2 separate regions of the Homo sapiens genome follow, and region 2 is linked to region 1. A link is a loop called in an ENCODE intact Hi-C map of the cell type or tissue named here. Cell type or tissue: PC-9. All regions are shown on one strand. Each heading gives the region's core, and the rest is flanking DNA. Links, peaks and the distances in the headings are about the cores only. Region 1 overlaps VPS50 (VPS50 subunit of EARP/GARPII complex). Region 2 overlaps LOC112267858 (a long non-coding RNA gene).

The links. A loop is a pair of places that touch in the nucleus more often than their neighbours do. Peaks named below come from ENCODE experiments on the same cell type or tissue, not always from the same donor. Only the 100,000 strongest peaks of a DNase experiment are listed, where the experiment ranks them.
Region 2: it touches region 1 in a loop (5-fold over the local background); 3 of 110 quality-filtered maps call a loop at or near these places.

Annotation. Positions count from the first base shown.
Region 1 is chr7:93,237,231-93,254,010 of GRCh38, forward strand. It overlaps VPS50 (VPS50 subunit of EARP/GARPII complex), which reads left to right. Exons shown (of 28, transcript NM_017667.4): 2 at 2,636-2,704; 3 at 15,423-15,545; 4 at 16,630-16,701. Among named protein-coding and RNA genes, the nearest start is that of VPS50, 13 kb to the left of the region's middle. In PC-9, for the core only: CTCF peaks have their summits at 8,478 (motif pointing right) and 8,685; no DNase peak of the experiment used is centred there.
Region 2 is chr7:94,268,899-94,285,678 of GRCh38, forward strand. It overlaps LOC112267858 (a long non-coding RNA gene), which reads right to left. Exons shown (of 4, transcript XR_001745273.2): 3 at 10,431-10,492; 4 at 7,629-10,088. Among named protein-coding and RNA genes, the nearest start is that of COL1A2-AS1, 110 kb to the right of the region's middle. In PC-9, for the core only: a CTCF peak has its summit at 8,145 (motif pointing left); no DNase peak of the experiment used is centred there.

The sequences.
Region 1 (16,780 bases), core at 3,688-11,687:
CAGGCGTGAGCCACCACGCCCGGCCTGTTTTACTTCTTATAATAGCCTATGAATGATCATAGAATATAATGCACAGAAAGGATAGATAAGTTGTTCAAAACCACAGCAAGAAAGTCAGGATACAAACTCAAGTGGTCTGCTCCAGAGCCCATTGCTATAATCACTTCACTCTACATCCTCCTAACATGTACACGGGTTTTCAATTTGTATTACTTTTATTTTGTACATTTGGCAGAAATTTGCCGTGTATTGGTATTGAATTGTTGTGTGGTGACTACTTTTTCTAGATATTGGTATATATCACGTTTACATTTCAGGCATTGGTTTCTTTACGGACTAGCTCTGGGGAAAGAGAAATTAAATATGATATATTTCTTCAGGGATTTCTGTTAGATTAGTTAAGCAAATCTATACAGATGGTCCCCGATTTACTATGGTTTCACTTAATGAATTTTTGAGTTTATGATGGTTTTATTGAGATTATTAAATGTATTTTCCACTTATAATGGGTTTAAAAATTTTTTTTATTTTTAGTTCAAGGGTACCTATGCAAGTTTGTTCTATAGGTAAACTCGTGTCACAGGGGTTTGTTGTACAGATTATTTTGTCACCCAAGTATTAAGCCTGGTACCCAATAGTTATTTTCCTGATCCTCTCTCTCCTCCTACCCTCTACCCTCAGGCAGTCTCAGTGTCTGTTTTCTTCTGTATGTTTCCATATGTTCTCATATGATGGGTTTATTGGAACATAACCCAATTGTAAGTCGAGGAGCATGTGTACTTTGAAAAATGTTTGTTTAAAAGACATGGCAATTACATTTTAAAAATATATTTTAGGGGTGGTCATGATTTTGAATCAAATTGGGAAGTTTTACTTTCATGTGTGCATATATAATGTATATAGAAGTGTAGTTTGGTAACTCAGCCTTGCCTTCTTTACCAGTTTTGATGCTATTCCCTCATGACTGTTGGTGAGAATTCGAGACAGGGAAGAACAAACCGCCCAAGACTAGTAACATACTATTTTTCTCCCTCACTCATTGAAAGGCATATTAAACCTCCTTAGGCCTTTTTTTTTTTTCCAGCGAGCATTCCTAGAAATTTTTTTGCAGTCAATTACATGTTCCCATGGGAACAATGCGCTAATTTGTGGGAGATTGGAGCCTGACCAATGACTTCTACCTAATAATTTACTCATTTCTTTGTTGTTTACTCTGTTTCTGGAACTTTGCTAGCCACTGGGCTGCAGAGGCAAATAGGACTTTGTCTCTCCCTTTCCTTAGGACTTAAAGTTTGGAAGAGAAAGATATATTTAAAATTTAAAACTTTACTACTTTGGCTGAGGTATTGTCTTGGAAGATGTCTTACTGAGGTATTGTTTTGGGAAAATGCACATTCCTGGCCCAAATCTAGAAAAACCTATTCATTAGGTTTATTTTAGGGCCTAGGAATCTTACTTTTAACAAGTTCCCTGGGTGGTGTTGATGGACATGATCCAAGGGTTATACTGAGAAATACTGTGTTCTTTGGAGCATAGGGATTTAGGAAGACTTTGTAGAGGAGATAATTCTGAAAGTGATGTATTGCTTTCTCATTTCTTGGAGTGGTAAGTGTGCCTGAGAGAGGGAGACGGGGAGAGAAGGGTGGGTAGGTTAGATATTCTGGGGGTAATGGAAAACTTGCGGTTGAGGCAGAGCACTTTGTAATAAAAAATTTTAGATATGACTAGTGGTATTTTACAACAGGGAAGAGAAAATACACATCTCTGTAGTTTAAAGATAAGCAAGTTCTGCTCTGAGTCTCAAATAGTCAACATAAGCATACCATATATTTTGGTTACTAAGGATCCCCAATATAGGGCACCTAAAGGACAATTTGTATCATAAATCTCTCCTCAAATTAATAATAGCTAATTTTGCCTAAAAACTAATATTGCAGGGACATTAAATGTCTGCTTCGAATAGCCTATTTTTAAAAAGAGGATTTTAAAGAAAATGTAAATTGCTGATTTCTTTCTATTTTAATAATTTCCCCTGGTACAAATAAAGCTTTCAGAATCCCTCAGTTGATGTGAATATAGAAAGTACAGGGCACCAAAGAACTAAAGGACAGGTAAAAGACAGTGAGATATGAGACTTCAATCTTAATTTATGCAGCATGAATTGGATACATTGGTGGGAAATAATCAAGTAAAATGAAGGGATTACTTATATGTTAGCTTAGTTGGTTAGTATATTGTATCTGTGAATCATAATACTATTGCTTGGACTTTTTTCCTGATGGATTTAGTAATTATTATTGTATATACAAGTGGCTTTTATAGAATGCTTTTTGTTATGTAAGTTTCTTTACTTTTGGCTGTTTTCAAATCATAGATGGGTTGGACTTCTACCATTAGTTGTGAAGTTGCCGTATAATACTCTTTTATTTTAAAATACCAAAAGTACACCCTTCTCTGATTTAATAATAGTACTATATGTATTAAATGATGATTGCTTTTAGAATATATCTTCCATATTTTGAAGCAGGAAAATTTCTATTTTTAAAGTGGTCATTTCTGTTTCAGTAGGTGTATTCTATCCTTTTATAATTCTTCAGCATGATTAAAATTTTCCTCATCTTATTATTTTTTTAAGGGTCTGAAAAGCCCTCAAGAAAGCCTCAGTGATCTTGGTGCCATAGAGAGTCTCCGGGTCCCTGGAAAGGTATTGAGCTACACGTGTGAGCGTGACTTTTTACTTCCTTAAGAAAATATGATTGCCTCTGGATAGTAATTGATTCACAGAAGCTTTTCTTTCCCACAGGCAGATGGTTGTTAAGATAAGCTAGGTAAATTTTTATTGTATAGTAGGTGTAGGGCTTGTTTCATTACACGTTGGGATGCAGTATGTATGATGCATTATAGCAAAGCAAAAAATGCAAACTTGATAAATTTGGAATTTATTATATTAAATTCTTAGCCTGAAAGCAGTTGTATATATGTGTATGCACACACACACACACACACACACACACACACACTCTCTCTCTCTCTCTCTCTCATTGATTTATCTGCTGTAATTTGTAGAAATAAAGTGAAATAGTTGACTACTGACTTTTTATACTCCTAACATTCTGTGCCAAAAATCATGATTATATTTTTGTTGTGGAGCAGAGGTTTTTGAAAAAGCATCTAAACCATAGTATTTATACTGAATTGTATAACTTATCTCCTAGATTGTAGGTATTTTAGATTTTAATCCTCTGATATTCACGTGAATTTCTCAGTTTACAAATTTTATATAGGTTATTTGAAAGCTAGCTAGATTCCCCTTGGAATTATTAAGTATTGTTAAATCCCTGCTGTTTTTCTGGAGTGTTGCTGCTTGGAGCTGCCCATGTGAATAGCTGCTCCATCACAGATTAAGCTGGCACTTCTGAATGTCTGTTTTTGTATTTTTTAATTTGAGAGTGATACGTGAAAATACTGTTTGTTTTCTGCATCAGGCATTTGAATACACAGGGTGTGCTTCTCTTGATCAGCAGTTTAAGGCCTCTCCTTACACCTCGGTGTCAGCTCCTTAGGAGGATGATTTCTCATCTCTTTCAGGTGCCTTACCTGCTAAAGTGAATTTTGTATTTACTGCATTGTTTTTATTTTGGGTTAGGCTGAAACATATTCTCCAAATGCAATAAAATTATAACCAACCCTTTTGCATGAAATGGTTCAGACAAAAACTTAAGAAAAGCATTCCGTATAGTTTTATGTAATGTTATTAAAAATTAATGACTATGAAAAGGTTGGGAAACAAGAGATAGCCATAAATCCTAATTAATTGACAATAATTCTCTTTATTTCTTTGAGTTAAGAAAAAGATTATCATGCATTATGAACATACCTTGAATTAGATTGTATTACATATTGCAGAATCAATGTCAAATTGATGAGTGAGCCTCTTTAAAAAAATACATTACAGTCTTAACAAGAACTTTCTGTTGTGTTTCCACCATGAGCCATGATGTTTTCCCAGTACTGGTTGGTAGTGAATATGGTGATCTCATTACAAAGTCTTCTTATTAAATGTACACCCCTAGCTCCATCAGTGACCAGTGCTGTCTGTACTTTTAGGATAACTGGCCTTGGGTGGAGTGGCCAGTCTGGGATCACAAGGTCAGCAAATATAAATGGTTCAGGTGAAGAGTAAGCCTAAAGCACTGGTCTCTTTAGCACATACTAAGAAGCTAAGTTAGTTAAATAATAAAACAGTTAATAGTAAAAAATGTATTGATGCTATAAGCTTACATTTAACCTTACACTAAGAAATCCCTACAAGCTTCATCTGCCTGTTTGTTTTTTCTGTGTTCTCCTATAGCATAACAAATGATGGAGGGTGAGCAGAGCTTCTGCCTTCTTTCTGGGTGGTTCTGAGAACATGAGAGTTGCTGGGTCCAGAGAGTGGCAAAGCTCCAGTCAGTAAACTGAGTCTTTGGATGAGGTTTGAAGTCAGTACTGAGATCAGGAGTTAAGAAGACTCATATTCAGAAATTCCCTACACAGCATAGCTTGATGTAGCTTTAATGTTCAGTATTTTTTCACAATTTAGATAAGACTTTATACTTAGATCATAACACATATATTTTAATGATTTATTTTTGTATAATTGCTTTGAAATTAATGTTGTTGCTAGTTCTTGATGACCTGAAATTTGATGTAATTGAAGAAGATCTTTAAGATCTTTTAAAATTAAGATTAAAAGCATTTTAACAAAATGGAAAATGTTAATTCAAATGATTATTTTGAAATAACTTTTGCTTTAAATATAAAATTAATGTATGCTCTAAACAGAAAACATGGTAAACGGAAAAAGGTATCTTAAAAAAAAAATCACAAAAATCACCAACACTGTCAAGGTTAACATTGCCTACTGGTCTTTTCCCTATGCATATTCCACAAATTTATTGAGTTTCTATGTGCTAGAGATACTTTCTAGGGATTGGCAGTATAGCAGTGAAAAGACAAAAGTTCTCTCCAAAAGTCAAAACTTCCCTGCTGTCAGACAGCGAGCTTACATTCAAGCAGGGGTAAGGCGATTACAGATTATAATACTGTGAAGGAAACAGGGCGATGAGATAAACTCCTTGAAATTGGCAGTTATTTTACAGGAAGTAGTCAGTATAGCTTTTTATAATGGTATTATAAGTTATACAACCTTTTAAAAATGGTATCATACTCTAGAAATTATTTGGAAGCTTGGGTTTTTAACTTGGTGATATATATATATATATAACATAGAAAATTCTCACAGTATATTCTAGGTTTAAAAAGCAAGGTACCCATTAGTTTTGCTTAGGGGAGTACTCTTTGAACTTAACAATTTGTGCTATTTAAGTAGTCACTGTTAATTCTTATATGGAAAACTTATAAACATTAACTTCATTTAATAGCTCTGCCTCACTTATAACTGTAGGTACAACTTTTAAAAAACATATGCCTGGTCTTCAGGAATCGGCTCCTTTCTTTTCATAGTATCTTTCTAAGTTAGGACAGGGAATTGAGAGATTTCAGTGGCATTTTCAAGAAAGAAATAGGTTAGTTTGGGTTCTGTTACATGAAAAGGTTCCAGTATAAAGGATAAGTAGGAGAAAAATGTTAGGATAAATGATGGCTGTTTAAGTTTAAAATGGTCAAATATTGGCAAATTGTATGTGCTTCAACTTGCTAGAAAAAGGAGGGTAGTGAAGGAGAACTGAAGGGCACTAGGTGTGCTTGATAAGCCAGATGGTATTATTTATTTATTTATTTTAGAACTATATAAATTCAAAGTGGGAAGAAACTGTATAAACCATCTGGTACAATTTCTGCATTTTATAGACAATCTGATCCTGTGCCCGATTTTAAGAGCAGATGCAAGTCAAATGGTAATCTATATACTGGAAATTTGGAATTTGGGTGGATAAAATAGTATAGAAAAGTAGAAAACATTTAAGGTTCTTTTCAGAACTTGCTAGAGGAAAGGAAACTTTTAGACAGATTTCAGGAATTTTAGCTTAAATAGCTCAGAGCCAAGATCAGTGGTGCCCAAACTTTGCTGTACATTTAGAATCAACAGTCCCCAGGCCATGGCCAATTCCAATTAAATCACCGTTTTTGGGTGGAGGCAAGTGTCAGTAATATTTAGAGATTCCCTGGTAATTCCAGTGTAGAGCCAGGTTTGGGAACCAATGGCCAAGATGAGAATATTATCTCAAGAATGGAGCAACAGGAAATAGAGGAACTGTTCTAAAAAATTGTTTGGAAGTTTTACTGAGAATTTTTGTAGAATAAGATAGAATGACCTAAAATTTCATTCTTCGAAATGGATTCTGTTATGTTTCAAATTAGTGGGATTTTCATGCAGAGTTAAAGATATAAGAAATTAGGTAGTATTTTCTAAGTTTGTTAATCCATTTAAACATGAAAGGTATTTTACTTAATTGGTTACAAGAATTAAGAATACAACTAGTATTTGTTATAATATATGATAGTAGAGCCACAACGTTATTAGTTATAGAACTTATTTGGACTGTGTTTGAGAGTATTTGTTGAACCCTGATTAAAAAGTAAAAATACCAGTATTCAGAACCTTATAAAATCTACATCCAGCCTTTATTAATATACACTTTCCATAGTACTTCCACAGTGGCACAATGTGAACCTGAAAAAGAGTATTGATACTAATATTGTTTTACGAGTTTTTAGTGAAGCATTGCCTCCTCATAGTATTCTTTAATGATAAGGGGGTTTTTTTGGCCTCAATTTAATTAACTCATAAATAGTAATGGGATTCAGCTGTCTTTACTTTTACATGATTGGTTTACCTTTGATTTTTTTTCGTGAAAGAAAAATATAGGATGAGGTGACAAAATAAATGTCTGTTGCAGTCAACATTTGATAATATAATTGTTTAAGGATAAGAAATAATTTTTTTATACTTCATCCATTCAACAAATATTTATTGAGTACCTGCCTACTCTGAAGCATTTCTACTTATATAAATTCTAGGAATTTGAGCAGAATGTTTTCTAGAGTTTCTAGTACTTCTGTGAAATCAGATAAACCGATTTGACTTGACTTCTTAAAATCCATTAAAAGAATCCTAAAACCACCTGCTAACTGCAGAGCTTGGTTTACAGTTTTACCAAAATTTGTGGAGAGTGTGCTTGAATCACAGTCAAGAGACATAGGTTGAAGTATTGACTTAAACATACAGCTTGTTGAAAGGAAGTCATTTTAATGCTTTGTGCCTCAGTTTCTTCATTTGTGAAAAGATGCTATTGAACTAGACTTTTTTGGAATCCTTTTTGCTCGAATGTTTTATACTTTCTATATTGTAATTTTTGTAGGAGAAATATGACACAAGAAATATACATTCTAAATAATTTTTTGAGCAGTTTTTGTTAGAAGATTTGCATATTGGTGTCTGTATTAGAGAGGATTAGTATTGAGGTTTATGACTAGGTGAATTTATTTAGTGATCATGATAAAGACTTTCAATTTAGGATTATGTATCATTTAGGACAGGTGTCTTCTGCAGGTGGTACTAAGGGAGACTCTAACTATGGATCTGCAAAATCATTTAAGAGTTTTTCTTAGGTGCTCATGGCTAACAGTATTTAGTTGTGTTCTTTTTAACCATTAATGAAATTATGCTTCTCATAGCTTCAGATGCTTTGAGATTCTTAACCCTTCTTTCATAGCAAATCATATAAGTTCATTCATACAGTCCATTTGGCAAACACTTATGGAACCAGGCAGTTACTAATCATTGAAGATGCAGAGAGGTACAAGACTGTTCCTAACTCAACCTGAGTGGGGGAGACAAGCAAAAATAGATAATTGCAGAGGAGTAGAGGCACAACAGAGTTCAGCTAGGAGAGGATGTGGAGTAGGTAGAAATGTATTCAGGATCTTTTAGAGTTGGCGATTAATTTTTTTAAGAAAGATTACAGTTTTATGGGGTGAGTTGTTGAGTAGAGGTTGGGGACAAGGATACTGATTAAGAAGAAAACAGGAACATAAGGTATAGGAAATGGAGAAGGGTTGCATTGGAAGGACATTTAAAAAGCAGAATTTAAGATTGATGATTTTATTGGATTTGGAAGGTGGAAGAACCTGTGAAAGGCACTGGGATTGAAGGTGCTGTGATGTTGTCTTTTCTCAGAATAGACAGTATTGTTTTCTTTTAGAGAAAGTGTCTGATGAGATGTTCGAAAACAAAAGAAAAACAAAATTAAGATGTACACACTCGATTTTTCTCTGTATATCTTGATTTATGATGTGTCTTTTCTTCAGTGTTAGCCCCAGAAAGGACAGGCATGTGACACATATTAAAATACATCATCTTAATCACTTGATTGTGTTATAAAGCTGGATTAAAATGTGATCCAATAACCTTTTATTAAAATGTTCTATAAATCATTTTGCCCAAAACCTCTTTTTAAATTGTAACTTCAACAGTATTCCACTAGATGGCACTAAAAGCCTGAAGAAAAACAGGGTAGGCTTTAAAAGATAAGTTTATTTAAAATGCACACAGAAACTGATGAACCGGCTATCTTTGACGGATTATTATTGTTGTTCTAGTGGGATTTTAGGAGAACGTGCCATTTCCTCATGTAATCAGACATCTGGCCATTCATTATAAACTTACGTGGCATGTGGTTTTAGGGTATCTGTGATCTTGAAATAAGTTTTGAATCCTGTTTCATTTGGAAAGAGATAAAATCTATTTCTGTTCAGTGATTAATGACTTTTGTAATACTGACTGAATATTGAAAACTTCATGTTTTGTTCTTACTTCTAGCTCTGTTTAGATTTTGGTCACTAAACGCTTCTTTTTTTTTTTGCTTTCAGTTAGAGCCCTAACGTGATGTTAACTTTGGTAAGATTATAGCTTCCGTTTTCCCTATAACAGAATAGATTTTTTATGTTGACGAATGAAGAAATGCAAACAGTAAAAAAAAGTCTTTGATCAAAGATTTGCTGTGGCAAACCGCAAATCATGCTTGTAAAATTTCTCCACTTTCCTTCTCAACACACACACACACATACACTGCATTCTGCCATTGAGTTATATAATCAGCTATATAAGCACTATATTCTGCCACTGAGTTATATAATCAGGTGTATAATGTGGACTGGTCTAATGAGCTAAGTACAGAAAGAGGAGTTGGTGTGCATTTCATTTTTTATTCTATATATTTTTTTCAGAGTTTTGAAATCTGACCTGTGAAGTAAAGATTTGCATTCATATTTTTGTTTGAATAAAAACTAGTACTGAAGATTATGAGATTCCAAGCTGTTATGTGGGTTTAGAAATTAGGTTAAATTACTTTTCAAAATTGCAGAAAATATTGAGTTTAATAATGGTAAGGAAAACTGTTAAGCTGTCATAACTTTTTATAAAAGTGAATAGAATTAAGAGCCCTGAATTTGGATTAGTATTTTTAATTAGTGTGGTATTTTAGATAATTTAAAAGTAGTGATTAAATACAAAATTAGTAGTCTCTCTTTTTTTCCTCCTAAACTTGAATATATTCCCTTGAGTGATGAACTCTTAAGTGGAAAATTTTTTGGTAAAGTTATAGCCTAGTTCCTTAGAAACCACAAACATACTGGGAATGTATCATAATACCTTACATTTGAGGGCTCAAATTGTTTTACATAGCTGAATCCCCAATTCCCATAATACCTTTTTTGTTGTATTGAGAGGAAAAGTAGCTTTGCTAAATCAAAGATGTTGACTTAAATCTCTAATATGATTGTTTTTCTTCACTTTTCATAAAGTTATATTTCTGATGTACATTTATGTACATGTTCATGTAGCTTTATCTCAGACATGATCAAAATAGAAAAATAGACTAGGTGGTATTATATGCAACCTTATTGCATGTTGTGACTGCTGGAAAAACACAGCCTCTAAAACGTTGAATTCTGCTTGGTTTATTACATTAAGAAAATATTGAATATTTTTGCCTGTTTTTGATATAGCCTAACCTGAGGCAGTGATATGTGTTAAGATGTTTTACTTTTAGTGAAGAAAATATGGTTCTAATATACAAAAAATATGTTGAATTTAAACAAATCTCAGTTGTTGCATTTGTCTTTTGGCATACATGCAGACTCTCCCTTGTGACATTTTTCTATCCTGCGGAAGCCACCCTTTATTGCTTTAACCTGTTGTGCACTTTCTCGATTCAATATTTTTACTTTTGCTTTGCTTTATATTTGTAACCCTATTCTCCCAATTTCTAAATCTGAAATTCTACCTATTCTCTCATATTTTCCAAATGCCACCACTTCCATCAGATGTGAACCCACCGTCTGATGCCTTCATTCTGTTTGCATCACCCTCATGTTCTGCTGTGCATTGTCATTGCTTACTTATTCATCTGACCCCTCCTATTATTTTAACAACTGTTTGAGGGAAGAGCTATATTTTACTCATTTTCGTTCCTGTATGACCTAGTATGGGAAATTTTTACATAATGGGAATTTAAAAAATTGTTAAATGAAATTTGTTTTTTAGGGGAAGATAAGGTTATAGAGCTTTGAAAGTAGGCAGGTTAGTTTCTAATGATAGTATGGGAGAGAGATTTGATTTGTTCATTTTTTGCCTTTTATGCTTTTGTTTTCTCCTCTTTGTTATTCCAATTCATTACTTTAATTGTAGTTTTTTTCTCCAGCTTTAATTCTGGGGTAATGCTGATAATACTTTTTGCTTAGTTGATTACCATTGACAGCAAGTTGTGTGGCAGCACATTTGGTAGCCTGTAGTTGACAAATTATTTTTGGACTTTCAAGTTTTAGAGAGCATTTATATCACTATTAATGATACTATGTATTTATTAATTATTATGTGACATAAAATTTATTATAAAAATATTTTAAACATTTTTAAGACTGAAATATTTTATCCTAGACTTAGTTTGAATATCTAATATTATTATAATTTTTTTCTTAAATCATATGTTTAAGTATGGTGTAAGAAGTTCCATTTGGTATTCATTTCCCCCAATTTTGCCTTGTAATTTTTTTATAGGAAACTTTTTGTTCATTTTGTTTATGTAAAATTTGGGCTCACACCTATGTATTGGTTCTATTTTAGGTGAAGAATTATGTATTTTTGTACATCTCCCACCCTAGGGAATCAGTTTCTATTAAATTATGTAGTAATTGTGTTAAGAATAGGCAATCTGGTTGCTTCTGTTTATTTTTCTAATTTACATGTGTAAAATATTCCTAAATCAGTTCACATCGTTATCTCTAATTAAAAGAAAGAAATGTTTTACTAAGAGTTGGTGGAAAATTTTGACTATTGAAACAAGAGCATATTGTCTTTTCCTTTCCTTTTGTCTTATATTCATTTTTTGCAATTAACTGTAAATTAATTTTAGTTTGATCAGTGATTATCTATGGTGTGCCTTGGCACTGTGGAGCAGCGTGATGGAGAATGAAGAGAAATCTCAGTTCTCAAGAAGTGTACAGTCTGATTGAGCAGGCAGCCCTAACAGCGATGAAACATTTGGACAATGATTAGGTAGAAGCAGAGCTTTACAGACTGCTAGTTCAGTGGGACTAAAAAGAACACGGTGATCGGGATTCTAATCAGAAGGGGGTTTGAATAAGTTCCAGTTCAGATGTATATTTTCACATAGAAGTTATGAAATTGTTTTAAAGGAGAGGATATTTTATAGGGAAATAATATTACATAGGGGCATTTGTTTTAGATTTAATTCTATTTTGTATGCTACATTTCTTTTTCTGATTTTCTAGGTTTTATTCCTTTCCTTAGTCCAGGTTTCTTACACTTCAGAGTATCAGGTGTTCCATGTCAGTTCTTTGAAATTATATGGGGTTGTATGCTCTCTGTGATACTAATTGCTTAGTTCTTTAGGAAAGAATAGCATTTGACATACATATACAGATTGTACTCCTTTTACAGATTCATCATGTTTTTGAAATGTACACTTGTGAGATACTTATAAATTATGTTTTTTCTTTGGCATTCTTAATAACTTCGGATATTTGTTTCACTGTCATTTTGAGAGAGACACAGAGAGAGAGAGAGAGAAAGAGAGAGAGAGAATGCATGTTTGCCCTTTACAGGTGAAAAAAAAACTAGGCATGAAGAGACTAAGTTGCCGAGGGTTAATGATGGAATTGCAGCTAAAAATCCAAGTATCTTTACCTTCTTATCAATCAATTAGGTACTATATGGAGAACCTCAGCATGGTGTTATATGTCATTGACATTTATGCTTTTAAGATGAAAGTACTCAATTGTTGCAGTCTATTTGAATTTCTGGCTTGGCTCTATTTCTGATTTAAAAAAATCGTAGCAGTTTTTGTAATCTTCAAATATTTTGTCTTGAATGGTATCAACTGCATTTATTTGCTCATGTTGCTGCAGACTGCAGAATTCCTAGGGAGGCAGTGTTGCCATGTCCTCACTTGGGCCTCATTTCCTCCCCTCCCTCAGCTTACAGTATATGAAGCTGATATTTCAAATGCCTGTGGACTTTTAGGGAAAGAGATTTCCAGGAAGTGCAGACCTCCTCTTCCATTTCATTTCTGACTTTCATTTCATATTTCAATTGGATGCATGGAGGCTGCCTGTTGATAGGCTAGTTGGTAACCTTCCCTTCCACACGTGTGAGTTTTAACCAAGTCTGTGCGGCAGCACCACTGTCCAGGGTGCTAAATGGATTCCTGTGTTGTAGATAAACCCCTTCAGGAATGTAGTTCCCACTGTTGGGACCCTGGATTTCTTACTGCAATCATAGTAACTGATTGCACGCTGACTCAGTGATAGCTATGTCATTGACCTTTTTTTCTCGGTGTATTTTATGAGTTAGCACAGAAGAGGGATTTTCTTTTCCAAGCATATTTGATTATTCAGGTTTGATATTTATGAGTTTGCCTTCTCTTTTAAGTTTATTGGAACTTTACATTTAAACAGTCAACATTTTCTTGAGTTTTAGATTTGTTCTATTTTTTTGGCTTGAAATTACTAATAGGGAATAATTTTATAGTTAGTTTTACAAATACAAAATATAAGTTAAACTCTAAAAGATATCTGAGCAAGGCTCTTCTTACAAATAAAAAATATGCCCTGCAATAAAATAATCTAGAATGTCTCTATTTGAAAAATATACTGTTCTTTGATCTTTCACAAACCTGACAAAAACAAGCAATGGGGAAAGGAGTCCCTATTTAATAAATGGTGCTGGGAAAATTGGCTAGCCATATGCAGAAAGCTGGATCCCTTCTTTACACCTTATACAAAAGTTAACCCAAGATGGATTAAAGACTTAAATGTAAGACCTAAAACTATAAAAACCCTAGAAGAAAACCTAGGCAATACCATTCAGGACATAGGCATGGGCAAAGACTTCATGACTAAGATGCCAAAAGCAATGGCAACAAAAACCAAAATAGACAAATGGGATCTGATTAAACTAAAGAGCTTCTGCACAGCAAAAGAAATTACCATCAGAGTGAAAAGGCAACCTACAGAATGGGAGAAAATGTTTGCAATCTATCCATCTGACAAAGAGCTAATATCCAGAATCTACAAAGAAATTAAACAAATTTACAAGAAAAAAACAACCCCATCAAAAAGTGGGTGAGGGATATAAACAGACACTTCTCAAAAGAAGCCAACAAACATATGAAAAAAAGCTCATCATCCCTGGTCATTAGGGAAATCCAAATCAAAACCACAATGAGATACCATTTCACGCCAGTTAGAATGGCGATCATTAAAAAGTCAGGAAACAACAGATGCTGGAGAGGATGTGGAGAAATAAGAATGCTTTTACACTGTTGCTGGGAGTGTAAATTAGTTCAACCATTGTGGAAGACAGTGTGGCAATTCCTCAAGGATCTAGAACTAGAAATACCATTTGACCGAGCAGTCTCATTATTGGGTATATACCCAAAGGATTATAGATCATTCTATACAGATACATGCACACGCATGTTTATTGCGGCACTATTCACAATAGCAGAGACTTGGAAGCAACCCAAATGCCCATCAAGGATAGACTGTATAAAGAAAATGTGGCACATATATACCTTGTAATATATGCAGCCATAAAAAAGGATGAGTTCATGTCCTTTGCAAGTACATGGATGAAGCTGGAAAGCGTCATTCACAGCAAACTAACACAAGAATAGAAAACCAAACACTGCATGTTCTCACTTATAAGTGGGAGTTGAACAATGAGAACACATAGAGGGGAACGTCACACACTGGGGCTTATTGGGGGGTGGGGGGCTAGGGGAGGGATAGCATTAGGAGAAATACCTAATGTAGATGATGAGTTGATGGGTGCAGCAAACCACGATGGCATGTGTATACCTATGTAACAAACCTGCACATTCTGCACATGTACCCCAGAACTCAAAGTATCATAAAAAGTGAAAAAAGAAAAATATACTGTTCTTTAACTGACCAGATAATTTTTGTACATTTCCTTAGTATTTTTATTGTGTTATTTTAATTACTGAAAATGATTTAAAACAATAGTTCCTTTTTGTGTATATAAATGTATTTGAGGTTAATTTGAATTAAAAATCAAATGGCTAACTTGTGATATGTCTATAATGTCTTGATTAACTAGTGTGGCAGGGGAGTGGGTATCTGAATTGTAAAAATTTACTAGTTAACTGAAGCTTTATCTGATTATGCAGTGAAATTGCATAGGATAGGGATGCTGACATTGGGTTTAGGGATTTGTCTGTCATGCTGTTCTTCAAATCCACAGAACCTCCATTCTGTATCATTAGAAAGAAAGCATTTTATCATATAGAGAAGTTTAGCTTCATAATCAGATCATTAATTGTAACAGCAATCCACTTTGAAGGAAGCCTCATAGTATTACAGAACTAAATTTGTGAACCTTTTCTGGAGCCACTGTTTCTTAGCTGAGTACTGAGATTTTTTTAGCAGGGTTGATGTCTTCTATTCAGGACTCCAAAGTTGATTGTGACCCAGAAGTTATTGAGGTGTTCTTCCCTTATTATCTGTGGTGAGACAGATTTTAGAATATTATTAAATAGTAAAATTTATATATCTGTGATATGTATGTATGATATGTTTAGGTAGTCACTTTTTTTTCTTTTGTTGGACATTAAAATTTTTATCAACCTTGTTGATGTGCAAGGAATTGAGAATAAAATCTAAATATTCAAACTGGCTAGTTTTCTTCTGTAGTTGTTAGTGTTAATGGTCGGCTAGTTCCTAATTTCCTGTGAACTTTTCTGATTTCTGTTGGTTTGTATCCTTGGTCAGAATCGTTCCAGGTAGATGTGACTGTTAAGACAAATGATCATTTATTTCCATGCAGATATAATTTTAACAGCTACAATTACTATAATTGTGATTTTTTTTTCTTAAAGGAAGAATTCAGGGAACTTCGAGAACAGCCAAGTGACCCTCAAGCTGAACAAGAGCTTATTAATAGTATTGAACAAGTATATTTTTCTGTGGATTCATTTGATATTGTTAAATATGAGCTGGAGGTAAACAGAATTTCATTAAAACATAACTAAGGCCTGTTTTGTTCAGTGATTGGATTTATGAGATTTGAATACTTTTTTGAGGCATTTATGTATTTTTGGTACCAGAATAGGTCTGTGATTACCACATTGTGATTAAATCAACTGTCAGCATTGTTTGGCGATGAAATTATTATTTTTTGAATGTAACTTTAAATACAACCGTTCAGGGAAACATTTCTGTATTTTTGGTTTTCAATTGTTAGTATTTAATGTGTTAGTATGCTGTTTCTATCCTATTTTATAGTATCTATGTTTAGAGAAGCTCAGACTTTTAATTACAAAATATGTATTTACATAATTGTTTAGTGATGATAAAAATTCTTATGCCATAGTGTTTATAATACTGACATTTTAAATTTATAAGAACTTTAACGAAAGTCAGAATAGTGAAATTTAGTCTTAGATACAACCAAATGCTGTATGCATATATACTTTATATGCATTATTCACAGTCAGTCCCCAGCTCAGTTTGAAGTTTCATCAGTCAGTTGACTGAGATTGTTTCCCTGTATATGGTATGCATTTTTTGGTTAGTTTCCCATACTGTCCTCTGAAAGCTGATGTAATCCAGAATGTAGTCCAACAACTGTCACACAGTAGTACTTATGGTTTGTAATATTCCAGAGGAGAAATCTGTTTTGAGTTCTATCATAAACAAATAGAGATATATCTGTGGATGGTAGAGTTGGGGTTAGGTTAGTTACTGTCTCACATTCTCCTGTCACAGGCCGTGGCAGCAGTGTCTGTCGGCCTAGGGTCCAGAGTCCCCAGTGGTAGTGGGGTTTCTCAGAAGGCAGAGCAGCAGCAGTGGGGGTAACAAGGCTGAATGAGGGGTGGAACCAGAGGGCTGTGTACTAAAGATGTATAGGCTTTTGTGGTTGGAACCTAGGAGGGAGGTTGGGAGGACAGGTGGCATGGAGGGCAGTGGGATGTGACACTGTTTTGTATGCACAGTTTGTAGTTCACTAGTCAGAAGGGTCCAGGTAAATGAAACCAAATTAAACAATTTATTTTTTCCTCTTCTTTCATGAATTTTTTTCTGTAGAAGCTTCCACCTGTTCTCAATTTGCAAGAATTAGAGGCGTATAGAGACAAATTGAAACAACAGCAAGCTGCAGTAAGTAAAAAAAAAACACATTTCTTTCTGGCAAAACTCTAGATGAAACACAACAGAGAGGTATAATGTTTGCAGATTT
Region 2 (16,780 bases), core at 3,218-11,217, 1.0 Mb after region 1:
CATCTTTTCTATAAAATACAGTTGATAGCCTAGATAATTTCTAAAACCTATTCTACCTCTAAAATTGTATAAGCCTAAATCAGTGTCATTTAGATAAATCTGCATTTTTATGGCTTGCCTAATATATGGCTATGACACATTACCATAAGCCTTGAAGAGAGATGAGTAACAAACAGACATTTTAGAGACAGACAAATTGAAATGCTGTGTGACCTGTCGTCTCCCATCAAGCCAAGGTAGGGGAAGGGGACACAGGTTCAGAAAAAGAAATGCTTATGCCTCATTCAGGAAAATGCTTTTCCACTGTGTTTCAACTGACTCTACATTTTTAAAGTCTCCTATTTAAACATACTGCTGTATATGTATAAGAATACAATGGACCCATTAAAATGATATGGTAGAAAATGTTTAGTGAGGTCCAAAGATATTGGTGAAAAATTAGGGTACAAGATAAACATAATATATCCAGTATGTACTCTCTCTCTCTCTCTCTAATTATTGATAATATTGACATTTTCTGAGGATGAAAAGACGTGAAGAATCATAGGGTAGGGGATAAATAGGGAATTGAAAGGAAATTAAAAGCTCCAAGGAATTCGACCCAACAATCCCATTACTGGGTACATACCCAAAGGATTATAAACCTACTATACAAACCCAAAGGATTATAAACCTACTATAAAGACACATGCACATGTATGTTTATTGCAACACTGTTTACAATAGCAAAGACTTGGAACCAACCCAAATGCCCATCAATGATAGACTGGATAAAGAAAATGTGGCACATATACACCATGGAATACTATGCAGCCATAAAAAGGGTGAGTTCATGTCCTTTGCAGGGACATGGATGAAGCTGGAAACCATGATTCTCAGCAAACTAACATAAGAACAGAAAACCAAACACTGCATGTTCTCACTCATAAGTGGGAGTTGACCAATGAGAACACATGGACACAGGGAAGGGAACATCACACACTGGGGCCTGTCGGGGGGTGGGGGGCTAAAGGAGGGAGAGCATTAGGAGAAATACCTAATGTAAATGACGGGTTGATTGTGCAGCAAACCACCCACATAGGTATACCTATGCAACAAACCTGCACATTCTGCACATGTATCCCAGAACTTAAAGTATATTAAAAAAAAAAAAAAAAGCTCCAAGGATCAGGTTAAAGGATAAGTGTCTCTCCACATATGCAAGATTCCCAAATACTTCAGATTTTATGCCTTGTTTGGAATGTTGAATGTGTATGCCATTATTTGCTCACCAATTTTTTTTGGAAAAAGTAAATGAGAAAACTTGTATAAAGTCTCTAGCTCAGGGTGTATCCACACAAAGTGTTGGAAAAATGTTAGTTCCCTTCTACTCCCTGTGTGCATCTATACTTAGTAAGGGCCAGAAAAATGTAATCCTGCATTTTTTTCTCCATAGTCTAATCCCATTTCTCAAAATGGCCTCTCAAATTCTCCTGCCTAAATAAATCTCTCTTATTTTACTTACAATGAGTGTCCTCCTGTTTTTATAGGTTGGGAAACAATAGTTTACCCTTTCATTGCTATCTTCCTTCATTTTAGTTTAACTCTACACATGACTGGGTGTATTTGGCGAGAAAAATTGTATAAAAGGCAATGAAAGCAAAGCACTACTTTTCAGCTGTACCTACAGTAAAATTGCTGAATATATTGATTTTGTAACTACTTTTTTATCAGTATTTTTTATGTCATTAACTTTTTCTGAGTCCACTATAATCACTTTTCATTGCTAAACTTTCTTCATTTCCGGAACCTTTCCTCAGCCTGGTCTATCCACACATTTATTTCTACCTTTTTTTTTCTTTTTTTAACTGATCTCATATAAACATAAAAATGAAAGGAATGTTTCAGAGATAGAGTGAATTAAACTGAAACAACTTAATAAATGAATTACAACATACCCTGGTATATAAAATATATCAGAAGTCTATGATCAATTTTATTGTCTTAATTATTTTATTTAACCAGGGTATTGTGTTTCTATTTCTCCCCCAGAGAACTACCATTCTTTCTGCCAAGGTATAGCCAATCATTTCTGATGACCACGTGACCACATCTTCCATTTCATTTTCCAACAGTAGCTTGTATGGGCATACTAACAGGATGTGTAACAGCTAAATCAGATGCAATTGCAATTTGCATGTTCCCTCAAATAGTAAGATTTTGTTTTTTGTAACATCTAGTCCTCTAAAAGGACTTATGTATCAAACCATAAGCAACAAATTTGCTTAAAAGAGATAATCACCGCATGTTCTCACTCATAGGTGGGAATTGAACAATGAGAACACATGGACACAGGAAGGGGAACATCACACACCGGGGACTGTTGTGGGTGAGGGGAGAGGGGAGGGATAGCATTAGGAGATACACCTAATGCTAAATGACAAGTTAATGGGCGCAGCACACCAACATGGCACATGTATACATATGTAACAAACCTGCACGTTGTGCACATGTACCCTAAAACTTAAAGTATAATAATAATAAAATTTAAAAAAAGAGAGATAATCACACACACTGTTTTAGATTAGAGAAGTGCAGAGGGATGCGGGGAGGGAAAGTAAAGATTTGAGAGATTCATTTACTACTATGAAAACCTTCCATTTCCCTACAGTACTTGCAAGTCTAAAATAGTATGCTAAGCTTTATTCTCGGTTAAAGAAAAATAAATTGAGATAATTATAAGGAAGTGGTTCTGAAGTTTTAGAGTGCTTAAGAATTGCCTTGAAAACTTGTTCAACCTTGGGATTTTCAAATCCTACCTCAAGATATGCTTTGAGTAGACCTGCAAGAAAGCCAGATTTCTGACATTTTTAACAAACATCCTAAGTGATTCTGCTGCAGAAGTTTCATGTACAGCAATTTAATTGTCCAGAAACATGCCTGATAAGTTAGCAAAATAAGTAAAAATTATAATACCCAAAGTTGGTGGAACCATGAAGAAACAGAAACATTACTAATTGCACTATTAGTGTCTACATATAATCCATATATATAATATATATAATCCATAGATTTGCTATAAATTAGAAAATAATGCAAAGCAAAAGCTTTTAAAACAACCAGAGCCTTTTGCCTGGTATTTCTATTTGAAGAATCATATGCCAAGGAAGTAGTCTAGAATCCTTATTTTAATTTAATATTTAAAGACAGTGAGGTATTATTTATAATACAAAAATATTAAGCAAGAAAAATTATCAACAATAAGACAGTTTATCTATTTAACAAATGTTTATTTAGCACTTATTATGAGACATATAGTACTAAGCCCTTCATAAATATTGCCATTTAATCCTCATTTTAAGAAAACCTTGGGACGGCTAAGCAAATAAGATTTGTTAACAAGAATATACACTATGCAGATTTTTAAATCACACATGTGGGCCATGATGACTCAGGGAGATAAATGAAATAATATAAGGTGAAAATAGGAAAAATAGAATATAGTAATAACCTAATTATAACTTTTTACTAGAGATATAGGAATTATCAAAGATTATCAAAGAGATTAGTGACATAAAATATTATTTATTTTAGATTCTTAAATTAAATTTACTTTTTTAGGAATACACAATTCTGAATATTTTCAGGCTAAGACAAGTAGTGAAGTAATTTCTATATGTTAACAATACAAGGATCAAAGGGTGGAAATTGTAAAAACAACCAACATATTCAAAGAATTGGTGGTATTACATATAAAAAGAAAAAATCCTTTGGTTTTGATTAAGATTTGAAATTTTGAGTAATTCTAATGGATTTTTTGAAACAAAATATTTTCTAAAAGATGTAGGTAAATTTCAGAATTTTAGTGAAAGAAACACTAGTCTTCACTGTCTTCCCTTAGTTTCTTCTGTCAGTTTTGGCAAATCTTGGTCAAGTTTCTCTTGCCATCAGCAAGACCATCTAGATTCTATCTCCTAGACTCCCTTATTTCAGTAATGAATTATTTTTTTCAGTTATTCCCATATAGTCTGTCAAAGAAAAGCTACAAGGACAGCAGTAAAGAGAATTCCTATTATGACTTAGATCCAAAATTGCATTCTATGTGAATCAGTCATTCTTTGAAAATTGTTTAAGTTCCTTTGAATTGGCACATTGTCAGAGATGGTTGACATCTTTGGTCACTTGTTTCAGCCTAAAATACACACATACACACATACACGCACCCCACACACAAATTTGCAGTAACATAAAAGTCCCTAAAAAGACAAGTTATTTCCAGTTTATTGACATTTAACCACTTGGAGGAAAACTGGTGCATCCATTTCAAAATAATTAATTTTTGCTGAAAATATGCAGAGGTCTGTTTTCCCAAAGCAGCCCTGTGTAAGCCATGTGTACCACTGTAAGGGCATACTTCATTGGACACCATCATTGCTTTCCCATCTGGCAACAGGTGGCCATTAATATGAAATATTAAACTAACACTGAAATGAAATTCATGCATAATCAGCAATTTTGGAGAATGCACAAGTGTTTGAAAATCTGAAAACTGCTCATTTCTCTAAATAAGCAAGCCTTCATGCCAAACTCCTCACCAAGAACAAATGAGCCACTGACATCAGCCTATAAAAAAGTGGTTTCCAAACCATTTGCTTTTGTAGACATGAATTTACTTGAAAAAGTGATGTGTGGAATAGGATTCCTTCTGGCTATAAGCAGGGTAAGTGCTGTGATAGCCCACAATGACCACAGGGGTCCCAGTGGAGGCTCTAAGGGGCACATTTTATCAACTAATGTTACAAAGAAATCTTTGAGCACATTAGGCTTCTAAATGTGGTGGCAATGGAAATGAAGCAGAGAGCAATTCACACCCTCAACTCACCATGACCAAGAGGCTTTGACTAACTGTGGCTTCAGATCATGTGTCCACGTGTCTGGCATACTCATCCACCATAGTTGGAGTTCAAAATGGCTTGTGGCACAAGTCAAATTCAAGAGTTATCCCAAAGAACCTAGATCTATGCCTTAGCTGAATTCTTTTTTAATATTATTGTTACTGAAACATCAGGGGTTTGGCCTGGGTCCTCCTGCTCTCCACACAGAAAGCCAGTCACTGAGACAATGAGGATTGCCAGGAAAGAAGGTTTTCATCAGGTGCTGCAGCCAAGGAGATGGGAGATCAGTCTCAAATTTGTCTCCCTGCAGAGGAACATTGGGGGTTTATATATGAAAGAAGGAATGTAACTACATGTGGGTAAGCAGGAATTTGAGAGGGGTAAGGAAATCATGGGGGATGAGGGGTCTAGCTTCTTGTCTGGATATGATGATCTGGTGAGTTCCAGTTCCTTGATACTGTCTGGGAGACCTGAGGGTTGGTTTCCTGAGGAAAAAACTCAGACAAGACAAATGTAAGTTTCAATTTATATGTTTATTTTTAAAAGACTGTAAACATCAGTTCTATGGGACAATTGAGCTGGTTTCATTATGCTCTTGTTTTTGTCAACTGTCTATATAAGAAACAACTTTATAAGAAAAACTCTAATTTTTGTAAAATTTCTGGCAAAGATTCTGAAAATTATATAGTTCAATATGAGTTATACAAAAACCCTCAAGGAGACTTCCTTTTGGTGCTCTTGAGGAACTGAAATGCTTATTCACATAAGATTATGAGATTAGGTAACCTACAATGATCTCCTAGAAACCTTGACTGCTAGAAAGTTTTTATATTTTCTAGTATAAGTATTGTCCTATGTCACTCTGCTTATCTATTTGCCCTTTTCTTAGAGATTTTAAGACTCTTCAAACAATTTCGGAGATAATTAAGATATGGGTAAAACATGTAGGTAACAAATACCTTGATGTTTACTTACATATACTGCTTCTATGAAAAACAAATAGCTGTAGCAGAGAAAATTTAGATAATTTTATAGAGATTTGATGGAATGTACTTTTTAATTTTTTGGTTCCAAGTATTCAATGAGAGTGTAGTCTTAAGCATTTGTGAAAACCTTCAGTTTACCTTTCTGGTTCCCATTGTTAACTGGAAATACTCTACGTTTGCCATGACAATCATATAAGCAACTCCACTAACGTAAAGGAACTCTTCTTCTGATGACTTTACCACATCAAAGGCACTGGTGGGTTGGACTGATCCCTCAGATTACCATTTCATTGTGTGCGTCATTCACTGTGACAACCTAAGCTCATTTTGAGATTCATGCATTAGTGTCTCCAAATGTGTTCCCATTTTCATATTTTTTGATAGTGGGTAATGGAAACACTAATGGCTAATTTCCAGTTTTAATCATCACTCAAGGAGCACAAACAGAATGTATTTTCAAGAAAAATATTTGTCATCATTAATGTTGTTTTTAAAATAAGTGCCACTAAAGGCAACTCTAAAATTGAAGTTTTAAAAGTATTCCAAGCAAAGTAAAATCACTGGATTAAGTGGTCACTCTCTCAAATTGACCACTTTAAAATATGTCACGTTCATTTGGATATTGAACCCAAAGATGTTTCTTTAAGAAATCTCAATGTCTTAGAGGTACCTTCTATGAAGAACATAAATTCAGGAATCAGATGCCTAAATTTTTGATATTCCTAAATAGTTATGCGTGTGCATGTGTATGTGTGTGTGTGTGTGTTTGACCATGCATTGGCATGCCACACTTATACCACTACAGCAGACCACACATAGATTTGACTTGTATGTCCAATAAAACACAAATTAAAACTTGAGAGAAACTTGTGAGATGTCTGCAGCACTTTAGGCTGGTTGGGACTATGAAGAAGAAATGTGTCAATTTTCTAAGCCTGTAAAGCAGTATATTCGGTGAACCCTAAAATGAAAAATATTTCACCCTTATGAAATGTCTTGTGAAGAACTAGGTTTACTAAAATTATGTTCTTCCACTTCACCACGTCCCTTTGAAGCAAAGGAGCCCAGTTGTCTCTTCTCACCAGGATGCTTGCTGCTTATTTATGTTATGTTTGTATCAAGTTTTAGAACTTTGCCTAGATCACAAGCTGCTAGAGCAACTTTCCTTTTTTTAATTTCCTTATTTCCCAACTAAATACTTAATTGTAAATATATATAAATGGAGATAATCTCTCACTGGAGCGTTTGTGAAAATTAGAGTCCTCAATGATTTCAGATGTGACTGGGACCAGCTGCTGACAGGAACTCAGATAACAATGCATTTCAAACAGCTAATCTAGTGAGGCTTTCTAAAAATATTAATAATAAAATCCAAGTGATTTAATTTCTCTACATAAGTACAACGCAAGCTCACTGACTCCATGCGTCACAGAGCTCTGGTTGCTAGGAAATCCATGAATAGAACTTAATATGCATTCAGCAACAGGCTGCAGGCACAATTTATCTCCATGGATGCTCCCTCAATTGCCTTTGAAATGACATTAAGATAACTTTGACGCATTCAAGACAAGCCAGTGAACACAAAGGAAACAGGCCATTTTTGGACAACCATCTGGACTTCCGGCAGAGCCCTTTGAAGTTCACAGTCCTTGAGCTGTGCATATCTTCTGAAGACAGGGATTATGGAGCAATGGCCATATTATGAAGGGCAGATGAAAGACAAAATGTGATGCAAAAGTGTGAGCTTTGGAGGCAGATGCATCTAAGATCAAATTCCAAGTCAGCAATTTATTTGTGTGGATACATCAATCTTTCTGAACTTCAGTTTCCTCTTCTATAAAGTAAGAATAATATTACACACCTCACAGAATGACTATAAGCATTAAACATCGTGTATCAAAAGCCCTGACACAAAACCTGCACAATTAGTGATATAACAATAATAGGAGTAACTGAAGTAAAAGTAGTAGGATTCATAGAATCCTAGCAGCAGAAGAGTAGTTTTTGCTACCAGTACTATTACCACTAGAATATCTATTATTCATACTACTGGAAATAACTATATAAGAGAGGAATCCTTTAGCTGTAAAGCCTTGCACCTATTATCATAACCTAAAAATAAACTAAAAGAGATGTACTTCTGGTGCAAGTTTATAAAGAGCCCTCACAGCAGTCAGTTTCACTAAATGTCACTGAATGTAGCCTTATCATCAGTATTGCCTTGGGGAACAAAGGATGTGGATAACGGTGCCACCAACTGGTAGGACAGTTTGTTGGTGATGAAACTTTTTTTTGTTTGGCTTATACTGTGAAGCCTGAGTTCCCTAATCCACATTAGGAAGAATTTCTAGTTTTTATACCTGAGTCATCTGCATGACAGAAATAACAAAGACTTAAGATATATCCACTCCTTTCCTCTGCACTGGTAGGCATCTCTCTCTTCTTTCATTGACAGGTTCAGAAAACATGTTAGAGGACTTCACTATTAATCTATCTTAAGGGACTGTACAAGGTCTAGTCAGGGTCACCTTCCATACAATGGGTAACTTCCACACAGCCAGCCAATGGGATGACAGCTTAAACAATCCTCATGATTCTGAAGTGCTAACTTCTCCAAAGTGTTGCCAGTGCAACTTGAAACTCACACATACATTTATTCGTACATTCTTGGGAAAGTTCTAGTCCTATCTTCATTTTGGTCCTGAGCCAATGTAAGCCTTCCCAAACCCTAGATAAAGACTGACTTGATTTTAAATCATGGAAATAAACACTTAGTTTTCTCAAAGGACCACAGCAGATGATGCTGCAACGGAATTGCCTTATACGCACGATTCTAAGAATTTTCTCCAATCCTTCTGTTTCTCTACCTGGAAATTCCTTCTTATAGCTGCACTTGGCAGAGCAAAACATTAAAAATGTCTTAGGTGTGCAGTGCTCCACATAAAAGAAACATTCCTTAAGGACAGCTAGATTGTGAAGCTCACAGGGATGACTCTAGGAAAACTTGTGAGGCTTCTGAAGTTTGCTCCTTTCTTTCTTTCTGCACTGCTCTACTCATATTCAATGCCATGCCTGTACCTCAACTCCATGTATATTCTGGGACACACAGCATCCATCCACTCAAGTGTCTCCACTGGTCATGCCCTTCTTGGCAGTGCCCTGGCAAAGATTCTGGCCCCATCCTCTGTCCTGTGCCATTTTTGGACCAGGCTGCATAACTTTTAATAAGATCGTTTATACTGAGGTATTAAAGAATGATTGTTATTTCATTGATTCGAAAATAGTTATTAATTGTATGGAAGCAGAAGTTGCAGGGGAAGGAGCATTGGATCAAATTAAAGAAAGCCACAATTCTAACCCCCTCTTCTTGCAACCTTGGGGAGGGGAGGTGGGGCAAGGACCACAAACTTTCTTCCACATTGAAAGCCAAGGAATTCCACGCAGCTAAAATGTAAGGAAGGAAGGAAAGTAGAATGCATGTTAAATGTATACAACACAGTTGGGGTTTCATTCTGAGATCATAGAGGGTCCCCTGAAAGTTTGGTTGAGAAAAGTTACATCATCAGAGTTGTGATATAAGAAAGGTATCCAGGAGTAGAGTAAAAAATCAGTTGTATTTGGGAGAATGAAAATAGAAAGACAAGTTAACTCTGCCTCTTTCCTCTCCATCTGGCTCAAGGCAAACATTGAAGGATAACATCCAGTATCTATGGAAGATGGGAGAACTGAGTGCAATGTAGCCATCTGACTCCAGGCCATCAGGGCACTTGGCAGCTACTGCTGCTGCTACCTCTACTGATCCACACACATTTTTGCCTCGGAAGGTATTTCCTGAGTTATAAGTACATCAAAAATATTTGTGAGTAAGTGTAAGAAAAGATAGGCAGCATGGGGATGCCATCTCCAAAAGAGAAGCCATGGTTTTACTTTTTTTTTTTTTTTTTTTTACTATTTACTAGTTTTTACTGTCAGTGACATCATTGGATTTAACAAATGAAAAAGACAAAATGGAAAGCAATAGACCCCTAAGCAAAGTACAGAAGAGGTAACTGAGTCACAGAGCCATTAACATCCTTGTCCAAAGTCACACGCTGATAATAGTGGAGCCCTGGTCCCCTGGCATCCCTTTCAGGGCCATTTTCAGGCCTCCATCAGGAGCTTCCTGCCATCAAGTTGTGCTCTTCTGGTGAGAAAGTTTCCAAGACCTCTCTAGGGCAGAAATTCCCATCTAGAGAAAGAAAGAAGGAACTAGGGAGTATCAAGAGGCAATCCATCAGTATCTCAGTTGCAGCAAGGATTTTTCTGATAATCATAAAATTCCCACCATTCCTGGTTATCCTACGCTAACATCATTTAATAGTTAGTTCAATATTGAGAACCACTCATCTTTCTCCTATATCTGTCAAAATTGTCCTTGGATGGTCGGCTGTTGTTGGAAATGGCAGAGGTCACACAGGCCAGCTGAGTTCATGCTCAGCCCATGAAACAGGAGTGTGTTTTCCAAACTCACAATCAGGCTGGCTTCTAATCTCACCACTGAAAATGAGGATTTTTGAAAAATACCACTTACTTCTTGAGTAAGGTTGATAAGTCAGGGAGTTTCACTTGCTTGTTGTTTTTATTTTCCATCGTCTGCAAAGAGAAGAGCACGAAGCATATCAAAGAAGTATGAAGGGTATCAAAGAAGATTTGACTTACTCAAACAGCATTTACCAGTTCAAGGGTGGCAACTTCTGCTTCAGTACATTTAGAAGTATTCACATGCTATATTGATCCAGGAAATAAAAAATCATAAGTGACACCTAGACAGCTGGTTTTTAAAAAGTAGTTTGGCTTGAAAAATTTCAATTTGAACAGGAAATTGTAGAGCAGTGGAGTGAAATGGCACTGAGAGAGGACTGGGTTTGGTCCCAGCTCTGGCCTCCGCTCACTGGGTGGCCGTCTGGTGGGCATGCAGTTCTGCCAAGCTTCAATTCCTCATCTGAGAAATGAGAAAATTCAACCCGCCTTCACAACCTTCAGAGATAGTTGATGTATGCCACAGACAAGAAAACTGACTCTCAGAAAGTTCCAAGAACTCCAAGTTCACAAAACTAGCAAGAGGAAGAGCCAAAATTCAAACCCAGGTGTGCTCACTCCGAGGAGGATACCTTACCAACTGCACTCGCGATCTTCAACCTCTACTCTCCGATGACCTGGAGGGTTTGGGCATGGGATTGAGGGGCTAGAATAGGTGGTAAATGCGCAGGGATCCAGAACCCTCCACGTTGACATTAGCAAGAGCAGCTCCATAACTATCATTTGTATGTATTGAGTTTCCATACACAATTTTGTTCAAGAAATTATTCCCTCAGCTAGAAAATACTTTGAAAACTCTCTTGTACCATGCTGTCTTCCAATTCATGCCTTTAGTTTCTAGAGCAGTACAATCCCAACAGAATTTTCAGTGATGATGTATGTGCCCCATATCTGTGCTGTCCAGTACAGTGGCCAGTAGCTATTTGTGGCTACTGAACACTTAAAATGGTGATGATGTCTAAGCAAATAAGTTTTAAATTTTAATTAATTTAAATTAAAATAGCCACATGTGGCTGCTGGCTACCATACCAGACAGTGCAGTAATCTACAGCAATAGTTGAGGAAGGGAGGATCAAAGGTCAACCAAAATTAACCCACGATAATGACAAAACTTTCATTTTAAAGTTAAACACCATTTGGTGCGACTAATTAGAAGCTGAAGGGCTTTTACTTCAAACATGAAATAAGCAAACAGTGTGGCTTTTGTTACTGTTTTGGTTTTGTTGTTGTTTTTTCCCAGAGCAGATGAAAAGACTTTCCTGTTGGTATATACGCAGATGAGAAAGTTAGAGTTGAGGATACAGGTGATCTCTGTGCATCAGTTTGCCTACACTAAAACAGGACCTCTGTTTGTCTTTTTAGTTATTTTATATTCGTTTTGCCATTTATAAACAGGTCATTTTTTAATGTAGTAACATTTGTTCTTTCAATGAGGTAATTGAAAGACAGGTCTCAATGTGCTGGCTCTTGCTTTAAAAAAGAAAAAAATCCGCCTCTTGTTTTGGACTGTGTTCCTCTCCCACCTCCCCTGGTGAAAATTCAGGCACCCTAGGTTTTATTCGTTGCTGGAAAACTGACCCCACTCCAAAGGGACAAGAGCCTGAGTCCAGAGGCAGGCCAGGAAGTAGTCCCCACTTCAAATCACAGTTCACAGAAGTGAGAAAGTATTCAAGTCAAATGTCTGTCCTTCATGGATTATTATTACAGCTGTGTTCTTTCCCAGTAGCTGAATAAACACAAAAGCAAATTTTATTTTTTTTACTTGATTCCAGAGAAACCAGTGCATTTATAGTTCAATTCTCTCTCCATAGGTGCACCCCTCCCCGCCCCCTCTATATCTCAGTGAATCAGACCACCTGACAGCAAAGGCAGGAAAAATCATTTCTCACATTGTCATCCAATGAATGACTGAACAATGCATCGTTTAAACAAAATCAGAGTCTTGCAGTTTCAAAATGCCAGTACCGTTTCTCCAAGCAGTTCCACGCTGGGTCTGTATTAATTCATTCAGACACACTAGGGGTAGACATTAAAATGAAAATAGTCTGAACCAGATTAGTCTCTCTATTGGAATAAAAAGGGGTCAATGGATCAAACTTGGAAGATATAATGTAGCATCCAGACAGAAGTAAGCCTTGTTAAGGTAGGATTTTTTAAGGAAACTGCTTACTTAGTTTTACCCTCCAGAATCCTTACTGTGATCATTTTCTGGGACCTGTTAAACTTAGGGCATCTATATTCTTTCTCTCATGCACCAATATTTATAGTTAATGTAGGATTCCTCCCATATGGCAGGCATCCTGACAGATCCTCAGGGGAACAACAGTGAACAAGGCAAGTCCCTGATCACACAAGCCAAGATCTAATAAACAATTAAATATGAGATCCTTTGAGATTTTGTGAATATGAAGAAAATTAATATTAAGAAAGTTAATATTAAGAGATATGAAGGAAGCAGGGTAATGTTGAGAAGGGTGCAACTACTTTTGTATTAGGTGGCCTGGGAAGATCTTTCTGAGTCAAGGGTGCCAATATTAGGACCTATAGCAGGAGCAGAAGCAGAAACAAGCCATGTGGTTTGCTGATGAGGAGGGTCTGAAAAGCATCAGGAAGAAAAAGGAGGAATCAGAGGAAATTGCCATGGTGAAGGAAATGCAACGGAGGAAGAGAGGGTGACCCCAGTCCAAGATGAGCTTGGGAGGTGGCAGGAACTGGTTTCTCCATGACTCTAAGGGACATGGGAAGGAAAGAGATACTCTCCCAAGTGCCCTAAAAGAAGCTGTAAAGGTTTTTATAAGCAAGAGGCAGTAACAACCTCAGGACTTCCTGAAAATGACAAGAGGGCTTTTTGAGATAACAGAGTCAGAACTCTGTAAGAGATCAAGTCCTCGCCATGAGGCAGGGGATATTCGGCCAGCATGGCTAAGAAGAGACATCTGGCTGGTTCGTACTGTGCCTCTGTGAGTCCCACATTACACGTTGCTGCTGCCACCCCCTCCCCGCTGTCCCTTCCAGCCACACCATCAGCCACTAGCCATGCCAGCCTCCTACAGAGGGTCATCTGTGCACCTGCCGGTTGGACAGTGCCTAAGTTCCTAGCCTTCATTAAGTCTCTTGCTTTCCTGGAATGAGCTTCTTCCTTGACCCACATGCTCCTCATTTCCTTGCTTTCTTCATGTCTCTGTGCAAATTTCACATCATCAGAGTGGATTTCTCAATCCAAAATAGCACTGCTTCTCCTTTTCTCTCTCATTCCCCCTTACTCTGCTTTACACAGCTTGTTTTTCTTCATAACAATAATCAGTACACGAGCTATTTATGTATCTCTCTATTTACTTATTGTCTGTAATAGAATACAGGTTGAGAATCTCTAATAAAAAAAAAATTTGAAATCCAAAATGCTCCAAAATCCAAAACATTTTGAGCACTAACATGATACCACAGTGGAAAATTCCACACTTGGTCTTATGTGATAAGTTGAAATCAAAATGCAATCCAAACCTTGTTTCATGCACAAATTTATTTTGAAATATTACATAAGATTACTTCCAGGCTCTGTATATAAGGTGCATAAGAAACATAGATGAATTTCGTGTTTAGACTTGGGTCCCATTTCTAAGGCATTTCATTAGGTATATGCAAATATTTTAAAATTCTAAAGAATTTGAAATCCCAAACACTCCTGGTCCCAAGCATTTCAGATAAGGGATACTCAACCTATATAAGCTTGTGGAGGGCAGACCCTGTGCCATTGTTGTGCATCCTCCACATCTGTCTTAGTGCCTTGCACATAGTAGGTGACTGATAAATATGTGCTAAATGAAAAGGAGCAGTCATCCCTTGTTCTTCTATACCTAAGAGCCCAGAATCTGCTGCAAGTGAAGCTTCTCAACAATCAGCATCTTCTACAGTGGAAGGCGGAGGAGAAGCCCTTTCTGGAAGGAAATTCATCTCCTACTTAGACAGTAAACTTAAAATAGGCTCTTCCTGTGCACACCCCACAGATGCTCCTTATAATTCCTCAACTTTCCCCACCAAGCAGTACCTCAGGAGCCTTACTGGCCAAGTGATTTTTGCCAGTATCTTCCATATATCAACCTAAAAAGACGTTTTTCTTGAAGAGAGGAAAAAATTGATATATAGCTTAGCAAGAAGTGGAAATTTTTACTATAGTTGGGTTAAAAGCAAAAAAAAAAAAAAAAAGGAAGCATACCAGCTAACCTCTGTCTATTATACTATGATTTTTCTCAAAGGCAGACACCAAATAGTTCACAAGGGCACCCATAGCGCCAGGCCACTTAGTAGGCTCTAAACATGTCTGTTGAATAACAAACACGGCAGTTGAAGGGATATAATTTATACCCATAAAAAATTAATTAGAGAGAAAGCCCAGTGTAATAGAAGTTTAAAGCCAGAGAGTTTCCACTTTATCAAAGCAAGCCCTTCAAACACAAGTTACACTCAAAGAAATAAGAGTTTGCCAATGCATAAGGCCTGCCTCCTCCAGGAAGCCTTTCCTAACTGCTTCAGTCTAAACTAGATTTCTACTGCTTTCAGAATTGCTGCCACACCTTATATTAGCACTTTTCCAATGCTTTAAAACAAGGACGGCTTCTCTCCAAAACTGTATCACATTTGAGAGTTAGGGCTGTATCAAATACTTCTTCTGCCAGCCCAGCTCCTGAAACCATGCTGGGAAGGCAAATGGTAGAGAGAATATTTTCTAGGCATGCTCTGGTTAATTAACAAACAACCTTTTTCCATTTTCATTTCTCTACTCCATAAGCAACTTAACTATGTTTTTCTATTCTTATTTGCATATTTACTTACAATGTCATCATGTTTCACATGTATATGTTCATTTTGCTTACACAAAATGAAGCTATTTTTCTGCAATCACAAGAATACTGTTAACACCCAGAGCCTAGAATTTCCCATCTGTTAGCAAATCTCACAACAAAGAGCCTTTTTGGAAGCGTAGTTAATCCTTTAAAGAGATGTATTTCACAACTCAACTCTTATCTGATGTCAACAGAAACATATTTTTGCAAAATGTGGCTCAGATGCAAGCGTGCTAAATTACTAGTTTAAAATACAGAAAGATGGAAAGGGTTGTGGGTAAATTTTACAAGGGAGAGTAGTCTAATTATCCAAAGCCTTTGAAACAGCCTTGAACCGCTGACCGTCCCCCATGCCCAGATTTGAAAGAGAAGAGCTTCCAATTAATTAATGCAGTCAACATTTTTCAAGACCCTTCTCTGGGGAAAAGCCTCTGCTGGAAGTTCAGTGAAGGGAGTTCCAGTGGGAAAGATAGAATTGAAAAGAAATAGAAGAATACAAGGAAGATGAATTATCTCTCTTCCTAGATCATTATTTCACTCTTTCTGTTCTCTCCCCAAACCTCTAAGCCTTTTCCCTGTCTCTCACTCTCAGCTGGACTGGCTTTTTACTTCACTCTGGAAAAAAGAAAAAAAAAGCGAGAATTTCCACAACCACTACCACCATTTTTACTACCAAATCTACCAAGATATTAGCATGTGGGCCCACCTACTCTGCATTCCCCACAATTAAAATGGATCAGTGGTCAGTGCTCCTAAGGACAACCCTTTTCTTACCTATTGAAGGACACTGCTGCTGCAGTTGTCCTTTGTCTCATACATGTCATGACATTTTCCATTTCTACTGGGTCAGTCCATCACCATGCAAATGAATTTGGGATCTCCCATTCCTCCAGCCACTAACTGCCTGACTTCTCTACCTCCTTGACACTACAACACTAGAAATAATTATCTATACTTGCTGTCTCTGCTTCCTCTCTTTTCTTTCTCTCCTCTACTCACTCCTGTTGAACTTTTGACCCCACAAATCGACCATTGGTAGAGTCTCCAGTGACCAGCTCATTACCAATCCAAAGATAAATTCTTAGTCTTCATCTTCTTCAGATCATCAGCAACATTGACACAGTTGGGCACAACCTTCCTTCCTGAAACACCTTCTTCATTTATCACTGTCTTTTGGGTCTCCTCCCATCTCACTGATTGCTCTCCTGATCCCCTGTGCTGGCTCTTCTTTGTCTTTCCAGCATTCAAGTGACCCCCTAGTTTAGTCCTCGGATCTCTACTCTTCTCATTCTCCCAGGAGATCTCATTCATCTAATGACTTTAAGGAGCCTTCTAGACATATATTTGACAATTCCCAAATACATACCTTTTCCCCTGTATGTTAGACTCATTCATTCATCTACCCACATTGTGCCTCTATGTGTATATCCAATAGTGTTTCACAATCAGGTCAAAAACTGCATTCTTTAAAAAAAATTACTTACTTAAGTGAAAATTATAT